Linked DNA regions of Homo sapiens: region 2 is linked to region 1. The links are chromatin contacts, found by Hi-C in ENCODE. All regions are on one chromosome and are shown on one strand. The core of a region is the stretch at or near the end of the contact, and the rest is flanking DNA. Distances in the headings are between cores, read along the strand shown.

Region 1 (5,517 bases), core at 2,325-4,824:
CTTCAATTCCTGGTACCAATTTGATTGAACAACTTAATTAAAATGCAATAAAAGGAAAGTGAGCCAAATGTGCCCAGGGGAGAGGAGGCAAGCTACGAGTCCCCTGACTCTCCCTTGAGCCCTGTGCTCTTCTCCATCCTGCCTAAAGGCTCTAAGCAGGCTGTGGCCAAGGGGCTCAGAATTCCAGTGTTATGTATAGAGGCTCCTAAAGGTGACCTGCTCCACAAACTTCTTCATACTGATGACATGGAACCTCAGTTCCTACTCAGGTCCAGAGAGAACAAGTGAATTACCCAAAGCTACCTCGTGAGATGTTAGCAGAGGAAGGATACGTCTCCAGGACTTAGGATTATCATCATCCAGGGTTTCTCACACTACACGATGTGGGAGGAAAAAAATGGTTTGAAAACACTGAGACCCTTGCTCTTGAGTCTTGAGGAACACTCTCTCCTGAGGCCCCAAACTTATTTATTTATTTGGTAACAGCTTTATGGAGATATAATTCACATACCCTACAATCCACCCATTTAAAATGTAATTCAATGGTTTTTAATATATTCACAGAGTTGTGCAACCATCACCATTCTAGAATATTTTCATTACTCCAAAAGGAAACCCAGCACTCTTCAGCTATGGCCCCACGATTGCCCCCATTCTTCCTAGCCCTAGGCAACCACCACTCTACTTTCTGCCTTGCTATATATTTGCCTATTCTGAACATTTCATATAAATGGAATAATATAATATACGTCCTCTTGCAACTGGCTTCATTTGGCATAATGTTTTCAAGACTGATTTATCCTATCCTGGAAATAGCATGTATCAGTGCTTCATTTTGTTTTATGGCCAAATAATATTCCATCATATGACTATAACATGTTTTTTAAATGTATATATTTAGCATATGATATGATATTTTTATATATCACATTTTGTTAATTTATTCATAAGTTGATGAACACTTGGGTTGTTTCCACCTTTTGGCTATAATAAATAATGCTGCTATCAGGCTTTACGTAGAAGTTTTTGTGTCGATGAATGTCCTCAGTTCTCTTGGGTATATATCTAGGAACAGAAAAATCTATTTGTTCTTGCTTCTCTTTAAGAATATCAGTAACAATACTGGTAAAGATCTTAAGACATTATTGCACACATTGACGCACAGAAAGTGAGGGGGACAGGAAACTGGCTGGGGAAAGAGAGGCACAGAAAAGCTAACTGTCCTGCCTTGGTCACAGTCACCACGTGTACCATGGAGGAGGAAGTCATAGCTGACACTCATGAAAATTAGCCAACAAAACTTTTATAATTTTAGGAAAAAAGATACCAGGGAAACTTTGTTTACAATACAGCAGGGGAAGGTTTTTTAAATCCACACACATATTTACACACATCATTGTTTTAAATTGATCAGGCTCTTTCTTATCCACTATCTGACTTGTGTCTTCTAATTCTCCAATGAGAACCATGACCCTCCCTCCAGTGGAATTCAGTTCTCACTTCCCCTCATCCTTACCAGCAGAGTGGTGACCTTGTAGGGAGTTTTGGAGCTCCGGAAAGTGGAGACTCTTTAAAGGACATCTCTTGTCAGAGCTGCAGGTCTCAGAGCTCTGTGTGTGGGAAGCATGGCGCTGTCCTGTGCTCTCATACATACCGTCTGGGCACTCTGGCCTGCTTGGTGTCTGTCACCAAGTGTGTGTGTAGCTAAGAGGCTGAGGTTGCTCCAGACACCCAGTAAGTTGAACCATATGAAATTGCCAACATGCATTCACTTGTAACTTACAAAAGTGGCAACTTCATGTGCACATGAGGGTAAACCTGCCAGTCTCTGGTGTCCCCTTCTTTCCTTCCCGTGTTCCTCCCAACCACCCAGATCCTGTGCTCTGGAAAACCTTTCTGGCCCTCCAGCCCTGCTTGGTCTTTCTCACTCAGCCTTCTAGTATGGTCATTTTCTAGCTGCTCAATCTGGTACCTGCAGGCATGAGTGGGAGAAGTGGGGAGAACACTGGGCTGGGAGTCAGGAGACCGAGGCTTGGGCTCTGGCTCCCTCCTCACTGACTATCTGCCCACTGGTCTCCCTGCCTCCAACTTGCCCCCTCCAATTCATGCCCCCGATGAGCACAGATCTACTCTAGCCACCTTAAACTTCAAATCTTGCAGTGACTTCCTATGACCTGATACCTAGAACGGACAGACTCCCCAGCTTGGCCAGAAGACACAACTTCAGCTCCTGCCACTTGCTTTTTGCCGCAGCCATGGGTAACTGCTTGCAGTCCCCTGCAGGTGTGCTCTCACACTGCTGCGCCTTGGCACCTGCTCTTCCTCCGCTTGGAAGGCATGTGCACCTCCTTCTCTAAGCTACCTCTGACTTATTTTTCAAGACCATCTCCCAGGCGTCTTCCCTGGGCCTCTGAGCTGTGTTAGGAGCTCTTCCTCTCTGCTCCCATTTCCTTGTGCTTCTGTCTCTCCTGGCCCTCATCATCTGTATTTTAATGGCGTCTTTGCATATCTGTCTCTGTCTGTCTCCTTCTCTAGGCTGTGGGCTCCTGACAGTATGACCTAATTCATCTGTCAATCTTTGTTGTCAGGATAGGAAGAGACGACAAACTCTCCTTTAACAGAACCAAGCAGGGGTGCCTGTGCCTCCCTTTCTTCATTTGCTGGAAACGGCTCAGAAGCTTAGATCTTGTGCTCTGGCCTTCTCTAAGTCTCATTTGCCTCTTGAGGAAGGGTAGGTTGGTTTAAGGGGTCTTTCAAGTCTTGTGGTCTAAGAAACTGGGATATCAATTCTCACTCTTCCAGAGACAGACACAGGGATCCTGCGTGGGTCCAAGGACATAGATAAGAGGGGATTACTTAAATGGAAGATTCCAAGGAATTTTGAGGATTTCTTTTCTTTTCTTTTACATTTGGTGTTTGCAGAGCATCTACCAAGCGCATCCCAGAGCTACGCGTGACATAAGGTTGCACACAGCAGCTTTCTGAATTTTGTGTGATTGCTGCCTCCCCAGTCCAACTCCTGTCCCTCTCGCTGTTCGCTCCTGCCAGGATCTGCGGGACGGATGCGTTGGGCGAGGCTGGTCCCCAAATCTGTCGCTGCCACCAGTCCGCGTCCGCCGCCGAGCCGGCGGAGGTTGGCCGAGCGGGTCCTTAGCCCGGGCGCCCTCTGGCGGCCGCACGGGGAAGCTGCGGCCCGGTCGCGCCTGGCGAAGGGAAGGAGGAGGGATGGGGGAGGAGGAGGCGCGGGCAGGGGAGGGGAGGAAAAAGTTGCGCTGGGAAGTTTGGAAAGTTGGGAAGTGGCTGCTGCGGGCTTCGCCTCCCTCCGCGCGTGTGAGGGAGCGAACGAGGGAGCGAGAGAGGAGCGAGCGAGCGCCTGCCATGCCCATCAGACCCCGCCTCGCCGCGCCCGGGCGCGGAGCTAGCCCTGACTCCCTGCCGCCCGGCCCGTCCCGGCCCGGCCCGGCGCGGCCCCGGCCCCTCGCCCCCCCGCCCCCCGCGCCAGGTCCTCCCCTCCCCCGCCCCAGCGGCCCCAGCCCCCAGCCCGGCCCGGCTCCGCGCCGCTCTCCCGCCCTCCTCTCTCCCTCCCTCCCGGCCGCGGAGCAGCATGGCGGAGCCCGGGCAGCGGCCGCGCGGCCGCCCGCCGCCCCTCTGAGCCGGGCTCGGGGGCAGCCGGTCGCCCCAGAGCCGCCCCCCACCCCTGCCGCGCCTTCCGCCGCACTTGTCCCACTGCGCGCCTCCTGGAGCGCCGCGCACCCCTGGGACCCTTGCGTGCCCCGGGTGCCCAGCATAACCCCGGGACCCTTGCGCACCCCGGGTTCTCGGTTCTGCCCCAGGAACCCCGCGCGCCCCTGGACCGCGACGCAGCTCCGGGACCCCGCGCGCCCCCGGACCCCAACACGCCCTCAGCACCCGGGGGCTCGGCCAGCGAGGTTGAGCGCCCGGGGGAGGGGCCCAGCCCTAGAGGGTCTCCCTCTTCCAACAGACGGAGCCCGGCCCCAGAGAAACCCCCAGGTCCGACAGGGACAGTCAGCCACGCCCCAGAGGGCGCCCAGCATCCTGCGGCTGGAGCCCCGTGCTCCAGAGGAAACTCCGTGCCCAACTGGGGGCTCCCCGCCCCGCTGAGGGGCGCCGCCCAGGAGGGTCCCCCGCGCCCCGCGGGCCCTGGCAGGATGCACGCCGCCCTGGCGGGGCCGCTGCTCGCCGCCCTCCTCGCCACCGCTCGCGCCCGCCCGCAGCCCCCGGACGGAGGACAGTGCCGGCCGCCCGGATCGGTGAGCGAGCGCCTGCCCGGCCACTCTCCCGCCTGCCTGGGTATTCTAGTCCCGTGGGACCATGGTTTGGGTCCTGCTTCCGCACCCACCTTAGCCCGCCCGCTCCACCTCCACCCCCCGGGCGCAGCCTCGGGCGCCCTTCCTTCGCTCCTGCCTGTCCCGGCTCCAGCTCCCAGCCAGGAGCGAGAAGGGGCGCTCCCTCTCCGGTTCCTTCTCCACACGCTGCCGCTCTGGGGCTCTCCTCTTGACTTGTGGTCCTGCTTGGACGCCTCCTCTCTCTCTGCCCCTTTTTGTCTCTCCTTTCTCATATTTTTTCTGTCTTTACCCTTCTGGTCTCTCTGCCCGCTTCTGACTGTGTTTTTCTACCGTTCCTTGCCCTTCTCTTGACTTCCATCGAACCCTTTTGCTCTCCCATTCACACACTCTGCCCCCTCCCAGGCTTCCCTCTCTCTCCCTGCCCTCCCACTCTGACCTAAGACAAACTTTCTCCCTGTTCCTCGTTCTCACCTCCATCTCTGCGGCCCAGGCTCCCACCACCTACTCTCCCAAGCGTCCATATTTCGTGAAAAGAGGGAAGATTTCAGAGGAGAGGAAAAGGCAATGCCAGGACATACTGGCCTAATATTTCTTGGGGTCGAGTAATTACTGGTTCTCCTAATATTCCTTCCAAAACAAAGAACCTCTTTATTTCCTTCAGTATCTTTCCCTCTAAGTGTAAATTAATGCATTGACAGTAACCCTGAATTGGAGGCCAGGAGACCATAGGGTCTGGCTGCTGTAGGTGTGCTGCCTGTTAGCCCGGAATTCGCTGACCTTGGGCAAGGTGCACCTCCAGCAGCCTGCCTTGTGCACAAACAGGGAGCTCGTTGGCTGACTGGGCTCTCAGTCTATCGCCAACATGCTGGGATTAACAGTTTGGGGTTGTTAGTAAAGTAAGGTACTGTTCTCCCACAACCCACCCATCCCAACACATACTTTTCATTTGTGCCAGAATCAGGCAGAAAAGTGTTATGAGTTGGTCTAAAGCTTGCAAGTGGTCAGTGGGCACTCCAGGGATTTTTCTGGTTGGAAAATGGCTTTGCCCTTTATGCCTAGCCCTGACTTGGATCTGTAGAAAGGACCCCTGTCTGCATGCCTCTCTTCAGCTCCTACATACACACACACGCGCACACACACACACACACACGCACACACACTCCCCTAAGTCGGAGCTTAGGTCATAGAAAATGACAAACAACTGGGGTTG
Region 2 (5,411 bases), core at 612-3,111, 100 kb after region 1:
TTCCCACCAGGGTCTCTGCTTGGGTTCCAGAGGGAGGTTTGGGCAGTACAGGCCATGGCATTTGGACCCAGGCTGGAAATAGCCAGGCCCAGGGTCTGCATCATCAGTGTGGAGTGGGCTGCGTGACTCTGTTGAACCCAGAGTTTCTTTGTTAGCCTTGAGCCTCCACAGCCCCATCCCTGCCTCCCTTAACCCACCCTTCTCTCTGTAACCCGAGACCCCCAAACTCCTCATCCTCTCTTCCCTCTAGGCCCTGGGCCAAGCCTCCGCTGGCTTCCCTCTGCCATCCTGTGAATGTCCCTTTGTGCGGCAGCCCTGACGTGAGGTCCTTCCTGGGGAGGTGTTATTTTAATATATGGAGGGCAGTCATTGCATTTCATAAAGATAGCTTGTTTGGAGGGGCCAGCAGGGGCCAGGAGAGATCGCACTTGACAGATGCAGGGACAGCCTGTGGTTTAGGGGCTGGAGATCACAATGTGTGCCTGTGAAGCCCAGTGCTGGGCACCATGCCCCCGGCAGCCATTGCTGGAATGAGTCCTGCCACTGGGGCCAAGGCACACAGGAACCTTCCCCCCTTCACTGGTGGGACAAGTCCCAGTGATGGAGAATATGCGCAGGCCTGGGGGAAAGCAAACACTAGTACGAGGAGGCAGGCCTGGGAGTGGGGTGGGCATGGGATCTGTGCCAGCACCATCTCTGCCCCTCCCTCCTCAGCAGTGCGACCTGAGGAAATCTCTGCCCTATGGGCCCCTTTCAGCCCAGAGGATCACCCAAGGGCTTTCTGGCACTGTCATTCCAGGAGACTTTTAATCCAACCTCCCTAGAGTGGATGTTGAAAATAAATGAGGAGTGAACTCTGTCTCCTGCCACCTTGGGCCCTGCAGCCAAGCCAGGGTGATGGACAGGGTGACAAAGTCTGAACAGGGTTGGTTCCAGGACAGCTCTGGTTTGCTGCCGAGTAAAACACCTGGTCCTTGGGGAAGCGAGACCTGAGGGCAACCTGACCAGCTCCTCTCCTCAACAAGGAGCCTTTCTTTAACTGTGGTGGGAGGGGGGCAGTGGGGTCCAGGCTGGGCAGTCCCAGGGCACCCACTGCCAGGCATCAAGGTTGTTGAACTTGGAAGTGTACATGCTTCCCTCCGCTCAGCAGAGCAACCCACAGCTCGCTCAGTGCTCACACAGAGTGATCAGATACAGGCTGTGCTTTATGGTAACTTCAGTGAGAAGCGGGTGTTGGGCTGGGCTTCCTGGCTGGGGGGTGGGGCGAGTGGGCTGCAAGAGACTATCCACGTCCCCTCCGCTCATCCTCTGTGTCCAGTGTAGGCTCAGGCTATGAAACTCAGGTCTTCCTCCCTGTGGCCGTCTCCTGGGGAATTCCTTTGTTGAGTGTCAAATCTATATCCTTGGGGTGAGGCAGGGGCCGCAGGATATGATTTTGTCCTGAGGGCTGTTTGAATATCTCCCAACCCTTTGAGATGCGTTTTTAGATCCCTTGTTATGCAGGAAGCTGAGCCAGGACTGGGGTGGTGGAGGAGGAGGCAGGAGGCTCCTGCCCTTGTACTGGCAGAGCTCTTCCTCCTGAGCTCTTCCTACCCAGTATTCTGGTTGTCTGTGGCCACGTCTGGCCACTCCCCTGAGGGCAGGAGTGCCATCTGAGTCATGTCTGTGTCCTCAGCACATGTTGCAGAGCATGTGTCACGGTGCCCCAGATTCTTTGTGGAAGGAGTGGTACGTCATGTTCACTTCCCTGTCCCTATTCTTCACTCTTGGCTTGTTCATTCTGCTACTGGAAGTGTCCTCCTTCACTACCAGCACTCACACATACTGCTGGTGGGGTGCTAATTGACACAATGACTTGGTCCCATGTGGTCCGAAATGCATTCAGTGCCCTGCTGAAATATCACCTCCTCAGAGAAGCCTTCCTGACTGCCATATCTCACATAGCACACCCTGGTCCCATTCTGTTCCATCTTCTCACTCTGCTGTTCTTCGTGGCACTTGGTATTAGGTAGCTCCTTGTCAAGGTGCTTGTTGTGTGTCTCCCCACTGGAATGTAATCCCTGTGAGGCTAGTGACTTTTCTGTGTTCACTGCTATAAGAATAACAAGAACTTACTGAGTGCCTGCCATGTGTCAAGCACTGTTCAAAGCACTTTATGTGATGAATTTATTTAATCCTCCCAAACTCAGTAACCAAGTACCATTATATCTCCATTACAGAGATACGGAAATTGAAGCACAGAAAAGTTCAGTAGCTTGCCCAAGGTCACAGTACTAAGTGTCAGAGCCAGGATGTGAACCAAGGCGGCTTGGCTCTCAATGGCAGAGTCCTAAGTATTATTGTAGGCTGCATCCGCAACACCCCCACCCACACTGTGTATCACTGTATCCCCAGCATACAGAACAGTGCCTCCCCATGCGCCGAGCCCTCAATAATAGTATTTGAATTACTGAAGTAAAGAAAGAATATAAATGAATGAATATAGGCTGACAATATAAGTAAGTTCAAGGAGGAGCACAATCAACAATCAGAGGGAGGATCCACAGCAGGTTATTTGGGGGTTTCGGGATAATGCCAGGCCTGGAAGAGCATTGTCTCACAAATCGCTTTTTGGTGATTCCATCACCAAAGCCAGGATCCTGAAGCAGCCCGAGAAGTTGGGCCCCCGCAGAGTCCAAGAGCCTGCCCCTCTGATGAATCTAGGCAGTTTGCAGACATGCCTGAGCCCTCTGTTGATTTGTGGGCAGGGAACTTTTTCATAACTCTTCTCTTTTAGTCCCTGGAACAACGCTAGGAAGGTAGCGACTGTGCATTTAATCAACAACAGCATGTTTGGCAACTTCCCTGTGCAGTGTACTCATTGTCAAATCAAACACAAGGGCTCCCCTCTAAAAGCTCATAGCCAAGTGTCAACAAGCTCTCAAGCATTGAAATGTGAGGCAAGGTGCGCTAAGAGCATGGCTGTAAAGAGAACCTACACCAGCCTGGGCTAAGGGCAGGTAAAAGTAGGGCTTTCCTAAAAAGGCAACACCCAGGAAACCCGAGTAGAATTCAGGGAGGCTCTTATTTGTTCAACATCCCCCAGATGGTATGTGATGGAGTGAGGGTTTCTACTTAAGTCTGATCTCAAAGGATGTTCTTTCCACATACTGGCCACTCCCTCTGCCTGGCCCCCCAGAGGTTCTGTGAATGCACTCTGTCCCATAGAACACCAGGAGTTGGGATGAGGAGGACACTTTTAGGAAGCAAATCAGTTTTTGTTTTTGTTTTTTTTTTTAGATATTTGAAAACTATATATAATCAACTGAATTGAAATGTGAAACAGAAAACAATAAATAAGTCACTAACTTTATCCACTTCTCCTGGTAACCCAGGGGAGATGAAACACACCCACCAGCTGAGGGGCCATCTGGCCAGATGACACTGCGTCTGGACATAGACCTGTCTCACCACTGACCTCACAATGGCTTCTGCAGGGTGCTGGAAGCCCTCAGCACCATTTATGTACTTCTGTAATGTGTATAAATCACTCCCCACCAGCTTACCTTTTTTCCTCTTCCTATTCCTCTGGATGCCCTCGTAAAATTTTAAAAGCTTTGCATGTCAGACTGCACTTCCCAAGGCTCTAAAACTGGAGACTGGATTTGTACCTGCTGTTTCATGGTGCTGGCCTTCCCAGAGCCACATGGTCAACCTGAATTCCGATGATGGCTTCCATTTCCTCCAGTGTGTGATACATTCTTCAGCTGTTATCACCTCCTCACCATTCATTCACATAGAAGAATCCTAGGGTCATTTTCAGTCCTTATCTTTCTCAACCCATCAGCACATGCCCCTTCTTGAAATATGTCCTTCACTCATCCTACCTCAGTAGCCTCTGTTAGTCTCCTTGCTGCTTCTTTCTCACCTCTCTGACCTCTAAACTCTGGAGGGTCCCAGGGCTCAGTCCTCAGTCCTCTTCTTTCTGTACTTATCCATTCTTACTTTGTACCGAGGAGACCATCATTTCAATCTGCAGCCCAAATTCTCTCTTCGTACAAACTCTCTGGATTCATATATCCAGATGTGATATAGAATCTCCACTTGGGTGGCAAATACACATCTCTAGCTTAACAACTTTTAACCAATAGTTGATTCTCCCCCTCATGGGTTCCCAGTCCTGATTCTTACCAGACTTCTTCAATTCAGCACATGGCAGTTCCATTCTGCCAGTTGTTCAGGCCAAAAGTCTTAGAGTCATCCTTGACTGTTCTCTTTCTTTCTTAACCTCCATCCAGTCTGTCAGCAGTTTCTGTCATGTCTACATCCTACAGACAGCAGGATTCCACTACTTCTCCCCACCCTTCCTGTTCAGCACCATGGCCTCAGCCACCACCACAATTGCGTGTAATAAGCTGCCTGTAACAGGTCTCCCTTCTGTTGCCTTCTCCCACTCCAGGAGGCTGTGCTTCTCACAGAGCCTGGAGCCATCCTTCAAAACATTAATTCTGAAAACCCTCCACTGGCTTTCTGTTTTACTCCTAGCAAAAGCTAAATCCTAATGTGGCCTAAGAGCCTCTGCATAATCTGACCCCAGCTACCTCACTGACCTCATCTTGGACCACTGACACCATTACTCCACTTCAGCCATACTAGTCCCTTGCTCTTTCTTTTTTTTTTCTTTCATTTTTGTTTTTTCTTGTTGTTGTTGTTTTGTTTTGTTTTGTTTTGTTTGAAATTGGGTCTTGCTCCGTAGCCCAGACTGGAGTGCAGTGGCATGATCTCAGTGCACTGTAGCCTCAACCTCCCATGCTCAAGCAGTCTTTCCATCTCTGTCTCCCAAGTTGCTGGGACTACAAGCGTGCACCACTACACCCAGCTAATTTTTAAAAATTATTTTTTGTAAAGATGGGGTCTCACTATGTTGCTCAGGCTAGTCTCGAACTCCTGGGATCAAGCAGCCTTCCTGCCTCAGCCTCCCAAAGTGCTGGGGTTACAGGCATGAACCACCGTGCCTGGCTCTTATTGAACACACAAAACATATTCTTGCCTCTGCCTGGAACCCTTTTTACCCAAGGTAGTCCCGTGGCTCATATATACTTCATTTCATCCAAACCTGTGTTCAAGTATCACCTGCCCAGAGAAGCCTCCCCTGCCTGCATAGTAGCCCCGCTTACTCTCTGTCTCTGCGCCCTGCTTTATTGCTCATAGCACCTTTTCCTACATGGCGTGTATATTTGTGTGTTTCTCATCTGTTCCCCTGCTAAAATGTAAGCTCTATGACAGCTGGAACTTTGTTTGACTCATTGCTATGTGAACAGTGCCTAGTATGATCCTTGGCACATTTTCACAGCTAATACTTCTATAGCATTATTATGTACACTAAGCACTATTCTAAACAGTTTACTTGTAATAATAATTCAGTTAATCCT

The links. Hi-C counts contacts between places; a loop is a spot of excess contacts on that map.
Region 2: a map of PC-3 shows a loop between it and region 1 (3-fold over the local background). The contact joins the enhancer-like site here to the promoter of TRABD2B in region 1. A Hi-C loop is called at or near these places in 2 of 168 maps with a recorded cell type or tissue (MCF 10A and PC-3).

Annotation. Positions count from the first base shown.
Region 1 is chr1:47,995,442-48,000,958 of GRCh38, reverse strand. It overlaps TRABD2B (TraB domain containing 2B), which reads left to right and starts at 3,574. Exons shown (of 7, transcript NM_001194986.2): 1 at 3,574-4,271. The coding sequence starts at 4,170. RefSeq lists an enhancer at 3,033-3,082.
Region 2 is chr1:47,891,104-47,896,514 of GRCh38, reverse strand. The region is part of intron 2 of TRABD2B (TraB domain containing 2B); the gene reads left to right. Among named protein-coding and RNA genes, the nearest start is that of TRABD2B, 100 kb to the left of the region's middle. RefSeq lists an enhancer at 903-1,900. Within about 2 kb of position 1,861, at least 5 of the 41 ENCODE cell types and tissues checked have a DNase peak (open chromatin) inside an H3K27ac peak, as active enhancers do; they include PC-3, where a contact is called at or near this core.